Linked DNA regions of Homo sapiens: regions 1 and 3 are each linked to region 2. A link is a loop called in an ENCODE intact Hi-C map of the cell type or tissue named here. Cell type or tissue: heart left ventricle. All regions are shown on one strand.

Region 1 (5,000 bases), 110 kb before region 2:
CTTGAACTCCTAACCTCAAGCAATCTACTCACCTCCGTCTCCCAAAGTGCTGGGATTACAGGTGTGAGCCACCACGCTCAGGCTCTTAAGTAATTCTTAAAAGGATTGCTTAAGATATCACTCTGCAATTTAGAGGATGCACCCCTAGGAATATTAACTTATTCTTTTTAAAATTTCTTTCCTTCTATTTTTCCTTCAACTCCACAATCTTTCCATAAGCTGTAAAATCAAGCTTTTCCTGGTGTTGTTTCCAGTTGTGTCTTCCCCAAAGAGTACATACCATTGTGTAAGAGACTTTGCAATGAGTCAGTTACAAGACTTCTTTTCTGAAGGATGCTATTATTCAGGGAAAAAGCTTTGAGAATATTCTGAGTATACGTTGCCCTTTCCTCTTGCTTTAGATAAAGAATTCTCTGCCTCTTCTCCATCTGTCCACTCCTCCATGTTCCAGGTGCCGCCTTCGTTTTGTGCCTCCTTGCCCTCGCTTCTGCACTCTCTTAGAATCCCTTCAGTATCCTAACGTTTACTCTCTCCTTCAAATCCATTACCAAGTAGGTTCTCATCAAGCATCTGAATTCATCTCTCTGACTTCAGTTTTTTTGATAGGGAAAGTTTAATGAGCTATTTCATATGTTGTTGCACTTCCCTAATGAAGATTCCCCAGTGGCTCTGGGATCCCTAACGTCATTCAAGTTTCCGTGTAGTTTCAATGCCTCTAGGATCTATCTACCCCTGTGTTCACAAACTGTGTGTAGAGGTGCCCCAGGGTGCTGCAGTGAACTCACAAAGGCACAGTGGAATATTGTAAACATTTGAAGGACACACAGCAATACTAAATATCTGTTGGGCACTGCAATAACTAATTCAAGGTGGTTCACAAGTTGAAACCTTAGAACATGCTATATTCCACTTAAGAATGTTCTCAACATTTTGAGCCATGTTTCTGCTTACTTGTACTTTAGGCCACTTTATATCTTTATTAAGAAAGGTTTTCAGAAGAGACTGTAATTAAAAGCAAGAACTGCACAAAAGTCAATGTGGAAAAGGAAATAAGGATAGCATTATCCAATCTGATACTCAAGTTTGAGAAGGTATATACTACCCCAAAGGTACCACATCCCATCAGTAAGTGATTCTGGTTATTTATGAAAAAAATTATTATTTTCTGTCCATTTTCTTTTTAAACAATTGCTAGGTTGTTAAAACATGAATATTTATTAAGTTGTTTGGCACTAACTACTTAAGAAATAGAACTGTGGCTTATTTCTGTTGGTCAAGGAGGCACTATGAAAAAATTATGAATACGCTATGAACATTCTGAACTGAGAATGTCTGGGTATGTCTGATCTAGCCTCTTTTTATATTTATCCATTCTGTTACTTGGATTTTTAAAAATGAATTTTCCTGCCAGAATTCTCATTCTTATAGTTCTCTGACCATTCAAACACTTATTTTCTTTGTTTGTTTAGCTGATATTTGACTAGTAAGAAGACTAAAGAAAAAACAGTTTTTTAGTGATATTTCCAAAGCCTGATGCAGAGTCAGTGGCAACCACAGTAAATAAGGGAACTAAAAGATTCCAAACAGGGAGAACTCTATATAAAAAAATTCATCCATTAACATTCATTGAAAAATTCTAACAAAATATAAGTGGTCTTGGTAAGTTATACGTACTGCAAATAACTGTAATTTTCCACATTTTTGGACTTTGCAGACTCATTTATTAATTTTACGAGTCTTTCATAAAATTGAACATCTTTGAGACTTTCAAATTAGTTCATTTTGGGGACAATATTGATTTCTCTGATTTTACAGAGCACTGTGTGTTCAGCCAATAGAACATTTCATTTTCTCCTGCTATTTAGGAACTAATCTGTCATTGTTCTCTTGGCTAGAGAAATATGGTTTTCCACAGGTAGGAGTAAGTGCAATTTTAGTTCACTTTGAGGCAATTCTTATATTACTGGATGGATTCGACTATATTTACTAGGGATGAAAATTATATCTCTTTTCAATACAAAGAGAAAGTGAATTTAGTGAGAGCGGTTCATTCCATTTCATAAGGGTCTCCAAAGGCTTGGCCTTTTCCCTCTTTCTCCATATCTACTAAGGCAAATTCTCTTCAGGGAGATTCAGATATCAAATTGAGAAGGCACTGCAGGAAAAAATTTACCTCCATTCCTGGAGATGGTTCTAGGCTAAGCCATTCACTTTCCTGTTCTTCAGCTTCACCCCATTAAGAAAAGAAGAACACAAGTAGCTGTTTCCCATGAGTACCTGTTTTAATTCTACCTTCAGGGGGAAAAACCAGCTTGTTTGCAAGTAATATTATAGTTACTATGCAATATATAACCTAATGTCACAAATAACAATACAGTGTGCATGGTGCACATTGCATTAAAGATTTAATGAGGCAGGAAAGTTTTCCCACATGACTGGAGAAGGCTAAAAGGTAATTCATAAAACTAAGCTTCATAAAAGAATTTAGCAGTAGGCTACTTGTGGTCTGGCCTCTTTTTTTTTCCCTCTCAATCTCAAGAAATATGAATTGAGGAATGAAGGATGGGATAACCTATTGAGGATAATGTTTCTGGAGAGGAAATCCTTTTCATGAAATAAGCCTGGAACATTTGGTTCTCTGATGTCAGATTATCATCACTGTTATTTCACTAAATGGAGTGTAAAACCTAATATTTGCTTTTGCTTACCAGAGCAAATATTTCAGGAGGGATACACAAAAATCAAATGAGAAAAAGGCTTTATAATACTGAGCAGGATAAATTAAACATATCTGTCAATTTCCATTTAGGATCACAAACAGGGCAAGCGATTCATCTTCTTAGATCCCAAAGCCCGCGAGCCTTAAACTCTGAAAAGGTATCCCTCCCATAGAAGTGTTTATTCATGCATCTATTTGTAGAGCTCTCTTTTATCATAGAAACAGTGTTTTACTTCAAGGTTTTGTTATTTCCTTCAGTGTATGTATAAATTTGAGTTAAGAACAGATTTCTCTTCTTTAAAAGCTCGATAATTATTAGAATAGAACATAAACAAGAGGATTGTAGAATTAGAAAACAGGCAGAATTTACATGAGAGGTTTTAAAGTTACATCATCCTTAATGCATAGAAAATGAACCAGAGTTGTAGGTGTCGAACAGAGACAACACATTCTAGAAAAGTTGGTTTAGAAGGGAATAAACTGAGTTATGCAGTCCAGGGGATATAAATAAAAAACCTCGAGGAAAACATCCTGCCTGCCTGCATTCATTTCTCTCTTCCACCTTTTTTTTCCTTCCTATCTGCTTTTCCTGCCCTCTTTTTTTCCTGTTACCCATCTTCTCCTTAGCTTTCTTCTTCATCTCCTTCTCCTCTTCCTCCTCCTTCTTCTTCTTCTTTTCTTTTTCTTCTTGTAGCCATTAGACTGTTTTGATAGCATTTCTTTTCACAATAACTATGTCCTTTCACACGTGCATTAATTAGAACTGGTTGGGAAAAGTCCTGAATTTGGGATTTTTTTTTTCTTTTTCAATGTGACCACTACAATCAGTTTAACCTGATAAGATAACCTGTATTGGGTGACCTAAATTGCAGAAGTATAAAAAGTAGTGATGAAAAGTATGAATGTGACAGAGTCAAGGACATAGTTCTGGAACAGACCACCAGAGATACTGCCTCAAGTGTAACTAACACTGATTGCTTATCAGTGTCCTAGAAGCTCAGCCCGTCCACTGCTCACAGGATTACTCACTCATATTTTTTCTTCCTACATTTCATATAACTCCACATTCTCATAAAATACAGCCTAGACAATATTTATATACAGTGTTTCTTATCGTTAAGGCCAAGAGATATTCATTATAGTGTTTTGATTGGCAAGGGGAAAAAGAGTAACTGTGAAAGGCATATAGAGAGGAATGAGAGGCCAACATGAATTTCTCATACAAATTTTTGTTAAAATGTTTATTCACTGGAATAGCACTGACCTATCTTGAGCATATGTTTTGTCTGCTGTGTAACAAAGTAAGGCCCAATTATACTTTCCATGTACTCAGCTATAATTCAAAGTAAATAGAATTTGAAGAGTTTGATCAGGTAAGAATGCTTTTGGCTGCAATTGAAAACCAGACAATTAGGAGTTCTCATATAACAAGAAGTCCAACAAAATGTGGTAGGCAGACAAAATTTTAAAACAAATGGATTAGCTTTTATTTTCTTATTTCACGTATCTTTCCCCAACACAGATCCATTTGAGCACACTTGAAAATATAAATCTCCTATGAATAGATTTGCAAAACATCACATAGAAGAAGATGATGTGCTTAGAAAGGCAACATTCCATATAGGAAATGAGTATTTAATGTTTCCTTTAAGTTTTCTGACTTAGCGTACTACTTGTTACTTTATGACATACACTGATCAAATCTTGAGTTGAAATAGTACAATCTCAACAGATGTGAGTAAATGGTAGTGGTGAAATTCTCTGAAGTGCTTCGTGCTGTTAGGCCCAGACCCAAAAACAGGGTCTTTGCAACAGCTGTTTGTTTTCCATTTACTAACTTATGTTTGGATGAAACATTCCATTAGCACTTTTACTATGGGCTAGATTAATTTGTGTGTAAATATTCAGTGCAAAAAATACATGTTATCCATAATTAAACATTGATCTAATCAAATAAACCATAAGTTATAGTTTTATATTAATACAGAGATTTCTTATTGACTAGGGTTCAAAATTTTTTCAAGGTCTCTGCCAAGAAAACAAAAAGCCACACGCTCATAATATACAACATCAATGCTGATTAAAATAACAGAAAAAATTTTAATCCAAGTTCCTTTAAGCTAAAGAGAAACAGGCTTGCTATTGTCAAATAGATAACAAATGAATAAAAAGAAAATGTATAATCCTTGTGGAAAATTTATGTAACAAAGAGATATCAGCAATGCAATTTTCTTTTTAAATGAGAATTGTAGTTAACCTTTCACTTACTGCTTAAAGATTT
Region 2 (5,000 bases):
AAAGCTATTCCCTAGTTTTCAAAAATACGTATGCTTTATGGTAAATTCTACAAAGAAGAAAGTGCTAAAACCTCAAATTATAGGGAGATGAAGAAAATATGTTAATAACAAAAATAAATATGTGAAATAACATGATCTCCCTTAATGTGGAGAGCTGCTAGAGAAAGTTCCGATAGAAAACAAAGTAACTGAGAGTACAATGACCTACATTGGTGAGACGGAACAATCAGTACACTTGAAAGTCAGATAACAGCAGCTCAAAGGAAAACTTAAGCAACATTTTCCTGTTTTGTTTTCAGTCCCCGTGTGGGAACACTTGTTTAAAATAAAAATAAAATCTTGGAGCAGGAGGTCTAAATACAGTGCCAGATCCTGTGTCATTAGATTGGAACAAAACCTAGACAGGAACTTAAAAGAGAAATTCAGTCTCCTTCATTCTCATTCTCTGACTCAAAGGTTCTTCAGAGAAAAGTTGAATTGTGTGTGCGCGTGTGTGTGTGTGTGTTGAATTGTCTCTGTGTGTGTGTGTATTTTACGAGTACACAAATGAAAAGCTGTATAAATACATTAATTTGGATTTTTACTCATATGTATAGAAGCAGCATTTCAGGATAGCTACTAGCAGCCTCCACTGATTTAATGTTCAGAAAGCTTAAAACTCAAGATGTCAGAGACTTTAAATTTATGGAATCATACTAATGCATACAGGAGTTTAAGCAGAGACACAAGCTCTTCAAGACTGAGCATTCCATTGGCTAGCTAATTTCTAATGTTCTTAACATTGTGTGTATGCAAACTGGAGTTCCTAGTGACTGTCACCATCCTCCCACACTCTGACACTTGCCTACCAACTCCCTATTCTCACCTCTCAATATATCAACATTCTCTGAATGTTCCCTTCTTTTGCCACCTTTCCCTCTCCTCTTAGTTTTGCTTTCACATGACTAATTTTTTGGTGTCTCTTTCCATCACTTTACCTAGTCTCCATTCTTCTTTACTTTTGCCCCGTTTAATTTTATTTCATCTGTAGAGTGAAATTGCATATTCACAGTTGGTCAAGTTTCTCCGCATTCAAGTAAAATCATGTGTTCAATTACTCTAAATACAGCCCCTGGCCTAGCTCTGTAAAAGGAAACTGTAGGCCTCTCTGATCTTTTCTCATTGCACAAGGAATTTTAAAAAATTAAATTATTTTGCAGAACAAAATTGTATATTTTCATAAATGATGAGTCTTCACTTCAGTGGGTTTATAAACCTGAGTCTATGTGTACAACTGTAAGGATGTTTGTATGTATATGCTTTTCTAATATTGTCTATCCCCATGTGCCTGATACTTTGTGTGATTGCATGTACGTATGTGTGTTTGTGTGTGTGTTCAGAGAGTTAACCATAGTTTAAGATCAAATTTGTTGGAGACAAATTGCTTGTGTTCAAATTCTGGCTCCTCCACTTACTATCTGTGTGAATTTAGACAATTTACTTAATCTCTCTATACCTCAGTTTTCTCTAACAAAGGTAAATAAAAATAATATCTATCTTATAGTGCTGTTTGGTGGATTAAAAGAAATAATTTATGTAAAATGATTAGAACAATATCTAGCACACAGGAGAAACTATTGTTAGTTGCCATTACCCTTGAAAGAGTTAAAAAAAATGTAAATGACACTGGATCTCTCCATTTAGCAGGATGTGCTCCACCCTTTATAGCAGTTACCTGTTACCAACCTGGACAGCCTGAGACAACATGAATAAGTAAGTTTCCATCCACAATAAAGAGGTGCTTCTGGAAATGCTAAGGTCACTGAACATCAATAGGAGAATGTGCATCAAGGAAAGCAGGACATGTTCTTGGGTTTGCATTCTTATCCATATCCAATTTTCATGCAAGCAATTAAGAGTAAGGTCAGAGGCTGGTGCGGTGGCTCACGCCTGTAATCCCAGCACTTTGGGAGGCCGAGGCGGGCCGATCACGAGGTCAGGAGATCGAGACCATCCTGGCTAACACAGTGAAACCCCGTCTCTACTAAAAATACAAAAAATTAGCCAGGCGTGGTGGCGGGCGCCTGTAGTCCTAGCTACTCAGGAGGCTGAGGTGGGAGAATGGCATGAACCCGGGAGGTGGAGCTTGCAGTGAGCCGAGATTGTGCCACTGCACTCCAGCCTGGGTGACAGAGCGAGACTCTGTCTCAAAAAAAAAAAAAAAAGAGTAAGGTCAGAGTTCTTTCTAGCTCAAATCCCCTCCAGATCTGTGCTGAGGTGCTGAGGCTGTTGCTCTGGGGATGGCCTATAGTCTCATCCCCTGACTTTTGCGGTTGAGATCAGAGTAGACGACTAAGGACCAACACGAAGGTTGTAGGAAGAGGAGATTGTAGAATTATTGACATCTGGGGAGTAGTTTGTGAGAAGCGGGAAATGAAAAACAGAAGAACGTGATGGAGAAGGGATCCTCTATACATCTGACTTCATACTTAAAATTTTGTTAGAGCCACCACATTTGTAGCTCAACATTGTGATGTACACAGATGGTGAGATATCATTTAAAAATATCAAAGTTCTAAGAAAGTGTTTCATTGAGGAGATTTGTAGTTAATTTTACATGGCTTATAGGACAACAACAATTTTGATACAAGTAAACAGTACCCCAAGGTTTAGGTTCCTACCATTATTCTGTACAGAGTTGGATCCTAATCATCTATTTACTAGTTTTGTAGGATGTTGGCTCTGTGCACCTCGACATCTGTACAGCACCAACAGATCCCTAGTTCCTTCAAAGAAACAGAGTACACAAAGGGACCTCTCCTCCCACACAACCAGAAGATGAAGTTTTCTGTAGATTTAGCAAGCACACAGTGTTCTTGTTCCTTTGCTGGACTCAGACTAATAACTGACCACAGGGAGCTGCAGGGCCATGCCCTCAAAGAAGCTCAGATACAGCTTGTGTTGATGGTTAGCTGGCAGGGAGTTGGGGACAAGCTAAAACTCAGGACCTTATTTTCTGTCGGGTCCATGCAGGATAGCTAATATTAAGAAATATTACAACTCAAGAAAAATGAATAAACAGCTGATGAGAAGTCACTGATCATTATTGTAAGTTATTTGTCTAAAGTGGACTTCATTTCACAACATTCCTTTTCTCTTTCCTCTTGACAAACACAGCATGAATGAAAGGTAAAAAGAATAAAACATTTAATCAATCATCCAGGGGCCAGGGCTGAATTGCTTTCTTTTATACATTTGCTGCCAAGTTCACAGAATCAGGGTTGTTTTCAATTATTTGTAATATGCTTTCCCAGAAGAATTTATAATAGGTTGTTTAGGCACTGTTCCCTTTTCTATTAAGGACAAAAATACAACCGTTCTTTCTTAGCAAAAAGAAAAGGGAGTGTAATTAGGAAAATTATAATGAATGTTGCTGTTGGGCTTAAGAGTTGTTTTGTTTGTTTGTTTTCATTTCTAAACTGGCTCACAATGAGAGATGGCAACAAAACTGTTTCATTTATCCTTCCCTCCCATTATCTTATTTCCAAAACAAGAAGCTAACATTAATCTCTTTATAGAGATAGTTTATAAAATGGCACCTGTAAAAATTAAAAATAAGCATTATTTTTATGCTTATTTGATGTCATGATTATGTAATGTTGTGCTCTTGTAGTTCTAACAACTGTGAACTTGGTTCCTTAAAAAAAGGAATACGCTGTAAGTCCAGTGAATATTTATTGCCCAGAATGCAGTTCTCCCAATCTACTTCTAAAAATTACCCTTTCTCTCCTATCTCAGGCTTCTTTGTAGGTTTCCTCTACATCTTCCATGTCTCACCACTATCAGCATCACTGCCATCTTCAGTATCTCCCAGTTTGATAAGGTGCAAATAAAGACACAGGCTCATTAAGAGGAGATGCCATTCCATATCAGATGGCTAAGTGTGGCAGTCTTTTAAGAAAAAGAAAAGTGAGTCTCTAAAATCTTGTTTACAGGCAGCCCAATCAGCTCTATTGCTTATGTGGAGAGATGATATACAGACTTCTCTTGTCTCAATTATCTCACTCCATGGCCTAGGGCCAGAGACCACAATGGTCACACTCTATGGCCCACTTATATTCACAGTGAACCAGAGTGCACCAGAAGAGAGCTAGCTTTGACAAATCTCAGTCCTATGACTAGTGCTAGTATGTGGTGGGGTTTGTTTGCAGGTTTTTCTGAAAATCTGATCAATATTCAGTCCCTTCTTTGACTTTATTCCTGATAATCCACCTTCTTTTCTGTTTCTAATCCTTTCTGCTCTATTATAATTAAGCTCTTTCACTGGAATACCATATGCTCTTCCTATCCTCCAATAATGTGCTGTAGCTGAAATAATGCTTCCTCCTAACAGCTACATCTGTACTTCTGCCCCTTTAAAATTATTTTACTGAGTCTCTAAAATATGTTATTTTTTTTTTTTTTTTTTTTGAGACGGAATCTCGCTCTGTCGCCCAGGCTGGAGTGCAGTGGCGGGATCTCGGCTCACTGCAAGCTCCGCCTCCCGGGTTCACGCCATTCTCCTGCCTCAGCCTCCCAAGTAGCTGGGACTACAGGCGCCCGCCACTACGCCTGGCTAATTTTTTGTATTTTTAGTAGAGACGGGGTTTCACCGTTTTAGCCGGGATGGTCTCGATCTCCTGACCTCGTGATCCGCCCGCCTCGGCCTCCCAAAGTGCTGGGATTACAGGCGTGAGCCACCGCGCCCGGCCAAAATATGTTATTTTAAAAGATAAAATATGCCTTATTCTCAATTTGTAGGATATGCACCACTCTGGTTTTACTTGAGTCTCCTCCCTTATACTTATATATCCCTACTTCCTAACAGTGGTCTATTTGAGAAATGATGTAATGGCCCTGATAAAAAGAGAGGAAATGATTCTCTTATGGCATAAACATCATCCTCAATGTGTACAATCTGTATGTACAGAAGCACATGTGCACTACCAGCAATGCTGCTTTTCCTTCAAGTAAAAATACAA
Region 3 (5,000 bases), 240 kb after region 2:
AATCTTTTCATAGGAAATCTCACAAAAAAGGGAAATAAAATCACCTCTGAAGTATGTCACTAAAGGAAGCCCTTTACTTACTAATTTGTACTCTTTCAGGGTTGAGGTCACACGCTGCCATGGGTAGGTGAATGGGCCACAAAGTAGAACTACCTAGGTCCAAATCTTGGTCTCTACCAGTTCACTGGTTGTTTTACTTTTGGAAAGTTACTTAACATTTTGCATTTCAGTTTTCTCTTCTGTTAAATGAGATTAATAGCATCTACCTTTGATAAATTAAGGCATGAGACATGCTTACAGCAGTGCTGGCCCATAGTTAGGTATTCCATAGATGTTAACTAGTTTTATTTCACTATTTCTCACCGAGCAGATCTGAAAACTTAATACAGTCCTAAACTGTCAAAAAGGAGGTCAGCAGATAAATTAATTTCCATTAAAGTGAATAATAACAGCACAGCAAACATTTTAGAAAAGAATAGCCTGTGAGGGCAATGTTTTATCCAAAGGAATAAATAAATAAAGATAAAATTTCAGATTCTGGGTGAATGATGTTTTCTAAAAAATGTTTCTAAAAAACATTTAGAATAATGTTTTCTCAGCATCACTCCAGTAGCACCACATCAGGAACTCTATGGAGAAAATCAGTCCCTAAAAGTTGAATGAAAAATATTTTATCAAAGCTTGAGAAAGAGAATAAAGAGAATTGAAAAGCTATTTTTGCAGAATTTTAAAACATACCATTATCTACATATAAAGTGTATCTATAGCTATTTACAAAAGCAATAAAGATGGGACACATCAATTAACTCTTTCAGTGTTACTGGAATGTGTATGGCAGAAAAAAAAAAAAATGGAAGGAGGGTGAGGACATGTTATTCAGCAGGACCAGGACATGGATTCCAAAGTAATCTGTTCACTTTGTCTAACATTGAACACCTCCTAACAAAGAAATATATAAAAAGTCTGTTAAATACAAAATCTGACATATGCCAAGCCAGTCTAATTTTTAAAGATAAATTATACTAGATAAGGAGAGGACATATTGGGCTGGATACACATAAACCTCAAAAATTTAGTCATTTAAATAGTGATACTAAAAAGTTCTGCACAATTTGTCTACTTAATCTGGAAATATCTTACTACCACTCATGTTCAGACCCATCAGTGTTTGATAAGCAATATATCTATACATCTGAAATCAGAGCAGTATGAGGCCCTTGAAGAGTGAAAAATTTGGTCAAAGGATAGATCCTTGAGTCTCTGGACATCTCCCAACAAATAAGAAAAAGAAACCAGATCCATCATATGACACACATACAATGGTATGAGATGGGCACAGAGAAAAGAATCACGTTTTAGGTTCTCAACATTACAAAACCTTTTAAATGCTTTAGAAATCACAAAACTTCAAAGGCTAGAAATAAATGAAGGAAATTCCATATTTTGAGAAATACGATATCCAGTGCTTCCAACAGGAATTCTTTCTATGAAAAGAACAAAGGACCCCTCCTGATGTGAGTTCAGGAGCTCAGCAAGGAATAAAAATCTCTTCTGCTAATATTCAGAATTACAGATATTAGTATGTTTCCTTTGTACTAAACCTTGCTCATGAGTTCACGGAGTCTCGCTCTGTTGCCCAAGCTGGAGTGCAGTGGCGCAATCTCGGCTCACTGCAAGCTCCTCCTCCCGGATTCACGCCATTCTCCTGCCTCAGCCTCCAGAGTACCTGGCACTACAAGCGCCCGCCACCACGCCCGGCTAATTTTTGCTTTTTTTTTTTTTTTTTTTTTTTAGTAGAGACAGGGTTTCACCATGTTAGCCAGGATGGTCTCGATCTCCTGACCTCGTGATCCACCCGCCCCGGCCTCCCAAAGTGCTGGGATTACAGGCGTGAGCCACCGCGCCCCGCCATGAGTTCACTTTTTAAGTCTATTAGGAATAACATCATATGTCCAACTGTGGGTAAGTACACTATCTCTACTATAGTTTGGGCAAGTGAAAGGAAATTAAGAAGGGCAGATGATATGGCAGAGATTTTGATTTCTATATGTATGTCTGGCTGGTTTTAACACTTCCTGCTTTTTCCACAGAAGAAGCTTTTCTGGATTTCTTCCCCCTTAAAAAGAAATGGTATCACTCTCCTAGACTAGACCTGAGGTAAAAACTGAAGTGGTTTTGGCTTTTTCTGATTGCAAAATTTACCTTCATATGGCTATAGATTTTGTAGAATTGGTGAAGAGGCAGGCAGTGAGGAACTTAACTGTAGTCCAACCCTGTAGAGCTCAAAGAAAGATCTGTGAATCCCTGGGAGTCCACAATACATTATCCATAGGTACACAAGTTCAAAAATCCTTTTAGTAACAAGATTTAATTATTATCTGCCTTTTCATTGTGTTGACATGTGCACTGATGGTGCAAAAGCAATAGTGGTGGGAAACACTGATGGTACATTAGCACAAATCAAGGCAGGGGTACTAAACCATGCTAGTGGTCAGTTTAGTTTTCACCACCACACACTCCCAGAAGAAAAAAACAACTAGTTTCACAGATGAATGTACTTGATGAAGTAGTAACAATGATTAAATTTATTAAATCTTGGGTACATCTTTTTAACATCAACTGTATACTGAAGCATGATGGTTGATTTGAGGAAAAGCATTTGTACAGTTGTTTTCAGCTGCAAGCTAAACTAGCCACTTTTTTCGTGGAATACCCTATGTACTACAAAAAGGATCTAACTATGGTTTTTAAGACTCATTTGTTTGATAAACATTTTCTTAAGAATGAATAAAGTAACTATTTCAAGAAAAATAACAAAATTTGTCAATAACTACAGAAACTTACAAATGAAAATAAAAATTCTGAAAAATTTGTCTCTACCATTGTGAGATTAACAGCTTCTAATATTTAGGGACTTTTCTGGTGAGATCAATAGTCATAAAAAATGTAATTAAAATATTTTATAAGAAAATCTGTCAAGTTGTGGCTGATCTGCATAACTAGTAAATCAGTATCTTCCAAATGATCTATGAATGATACTATAACATCACACATGGGTAAAATTCTTTCCAGGTGTAAGATAGATCCGTAGATTTTAATATAAAAGCGTACAAAAATATCGTTGATGCAGTTTCAGATACCACACTGCAGCCAATCTTTTGAAAACTACCACTTACTGAGTTTTGGTATAGAATCAAAGAATATTTACAGCTATCTTAAAAGGCACTGACAGACTCCTCTTTTTTCCAATAGCTTATCTATGTTTGTTGTTATATATTTCTTAATATGCTTAAACCAAAATAATTTAAACTAAAATAACATGTAATAATTTGAACGCAGAGGCAGAAATGAGAATCCAGTTCTCTTCTATTAAGCCAGACATTGAAGAGTTTTATTTTGGATATAAAATTATTTTTCATAAAGTTATGTTCTTTTTGTCAACATGTAATTGTTTTATTACTGGTATTTTAAATTAATTAGTAAACATTTTTAAATTTCCCAATTTTAATTTTAATACAATCAAATAGTAGATATACCATAAATCAAAGTTTCAATTATTTTTAAGAGGATAAAAAGGAATCTTGACATAGAATGTTTCAGAGCCCTTAGGCTATTTTTATGATAGTTTTATAATTTCACTGAATACTTACTCTTTGCTACTTGTTTGTAGGAAGCTGATGTACACTTTCAGATACCATATTTTCTTCTTATGCAGTAGTATGTATATGTTTACTAAACAAATAATTTGTGCCATGTTTGAAAGCTATGTGTCATGGGTCCTTGAAAACAGGAGAACTAAGTATATTAATACATAACATTATTAACAACATTATTAATACATATATGTATATTAATACATAACATTATTAATTAATAACAAATGGTTAGGAGCCACTGGGGAAAAAAAACAAAGAAAGGGGGTGGAGCAAAACTTCATAACCAATGATGCCTAAGACCAACTCTGTCATTTATTATAATAACAAATAGTATTAATAATGGTATTTGTATGGTCTGCCTTATTTAACCCTTATAACAACCCCATGAAATAGATTCGAACATTACATTGTCATTTTTTAGATGGAAAATTGAATTTCAGAATAGTTAAGTGACTTATCCATGTTTAAGGTAATCTCTTTAGGAAGAGCTAGAGGGAAAATTTATATTTTGGAATTCCAATTACAAATCCAGTGACTTTTCTAATGTATCAGAATGAAAAAATGAATATTTGCACATTATGTGTTAGGCAAGATTGAAACTTTTTGATGGTAAACGGGCCTTTAAGAAGTGTTTTGTCTGAAATATTTTCAAAATCCAGCGTTCCCAAGTTTAGAAAAGCAGTTTTCTCTAGAGATTTGTTAGAGTACTATATGATTTTCTGAAGTAGGTTTTTTGGTTTTGTTTTTTGGTGGTTTTTTTAATAGTAGATTTAATACAAAATAGACACACTAAAAATTTAATACACAAGTAGACACACTAAGAATCCTCCCTATCCAGAGTTGTATTAAATAATGTATTCCAAGAATTTTTTTTACTATAGTAATTAGGGAGAGTCCAAATAAAGACAATCTATATTGAGAGATTTTCTGCAATCCAATTAGACTTTCCACTGAAGGCCATGCTGAAATTAACTTACATTGTGTGTCAAACACGCCACATTGTCATCTCTACCCAAGCAGATGTCAATGAAAACATATACTTCATAGACTAAGAATAATAACTAACCTTTATGAAGTGCTTACTATATGCCATATATTTATCTAAACATATTATAAGTATTAAAGAAGTTTTTAAAAAATAGTTTATCAACAAAATAAATACATATTCAACAATGAGATTCCTAGAAAAAACGTTTATTGTACCACATTTGAAGTATGAATAACTACAAATTATTGCAAAAATTTCCATCATGTTGCCTGTTTTAAATCACTTCTCACACAGAGCTACTAACATAACTGTTAGCTAATTATAGGAACTTGTGTTTCTTCTTATCTCTGTTACTG

What was found. A loop is a pair of places that touch in the nucleus more often than their neighbours do. Peaks named below come from ENCODE experiments on the same cell type or tissue, not always from the same donor. Only the 100,000 strongest peaks of a DNase experiment are listed, where the experiment ranks them.
Region 1: it touches region 2 in a loop (2.1-fold over the local background); 14 of 110 quality-filtered maps call a loop at or near these places.
Region 3: it touches region 2 in a loop (2.4-fold over the local background); 8 of 110 quality-filtered maps call a loop at or near these places.

Annotation. Positions count from the first base shown.
Region 1 is chr6:129,242,251-129,247,250 of GRCh38, reverse strand. All of the region lies in intron 12 of LAMA2 (laminin subunit alpha 2), which reads right to left. Among named protein-coding and RNA genes, the nearest start is that of LAMA2, 360 kb to the right of the region's middle. In heart left ventricle, no CTCF peak of the experiment used is centred here; no DNase peak of the experiment used is centred here; H3K27ac peaks cover 735 bases.
Region 2 is chr6:129,129,373-129,134,372 of GRCh38, reverse strand. The region is part of intron 4 of LAMA2 (laminin subunit alpha 2); the gene reads right to left. Among named protein-coding and RNA genes, the nearest start is that of LAMA2, 250 kb to the right of the region's middle. In heart left ventricle, no CTCF peak of the experiment used is centred here; a DNase peak (open chromatin) is centred at 2,902; H3K4me3 peaks cover 157 bases; H3K27ac peaks cover 4,769 bases.
Region 3 is chr6:128,892,261-128,897,260 of GRCh38, reverse strand. All of the region lies in intron 1 of LAMA2 (laminin subunit alpha 2), which reads right to left. Among named protein-coding and RNA genes, the nearest start is that of LAMA2, 12 kb to the right of the region's middle. In heart left ventricle, no CTCF peak of the experiment used is centred here; no DNase peak of the experiment used is centred here; H3K4me3 peaks cover 1,387 bases; H3K27ac peaks cover 984 bases.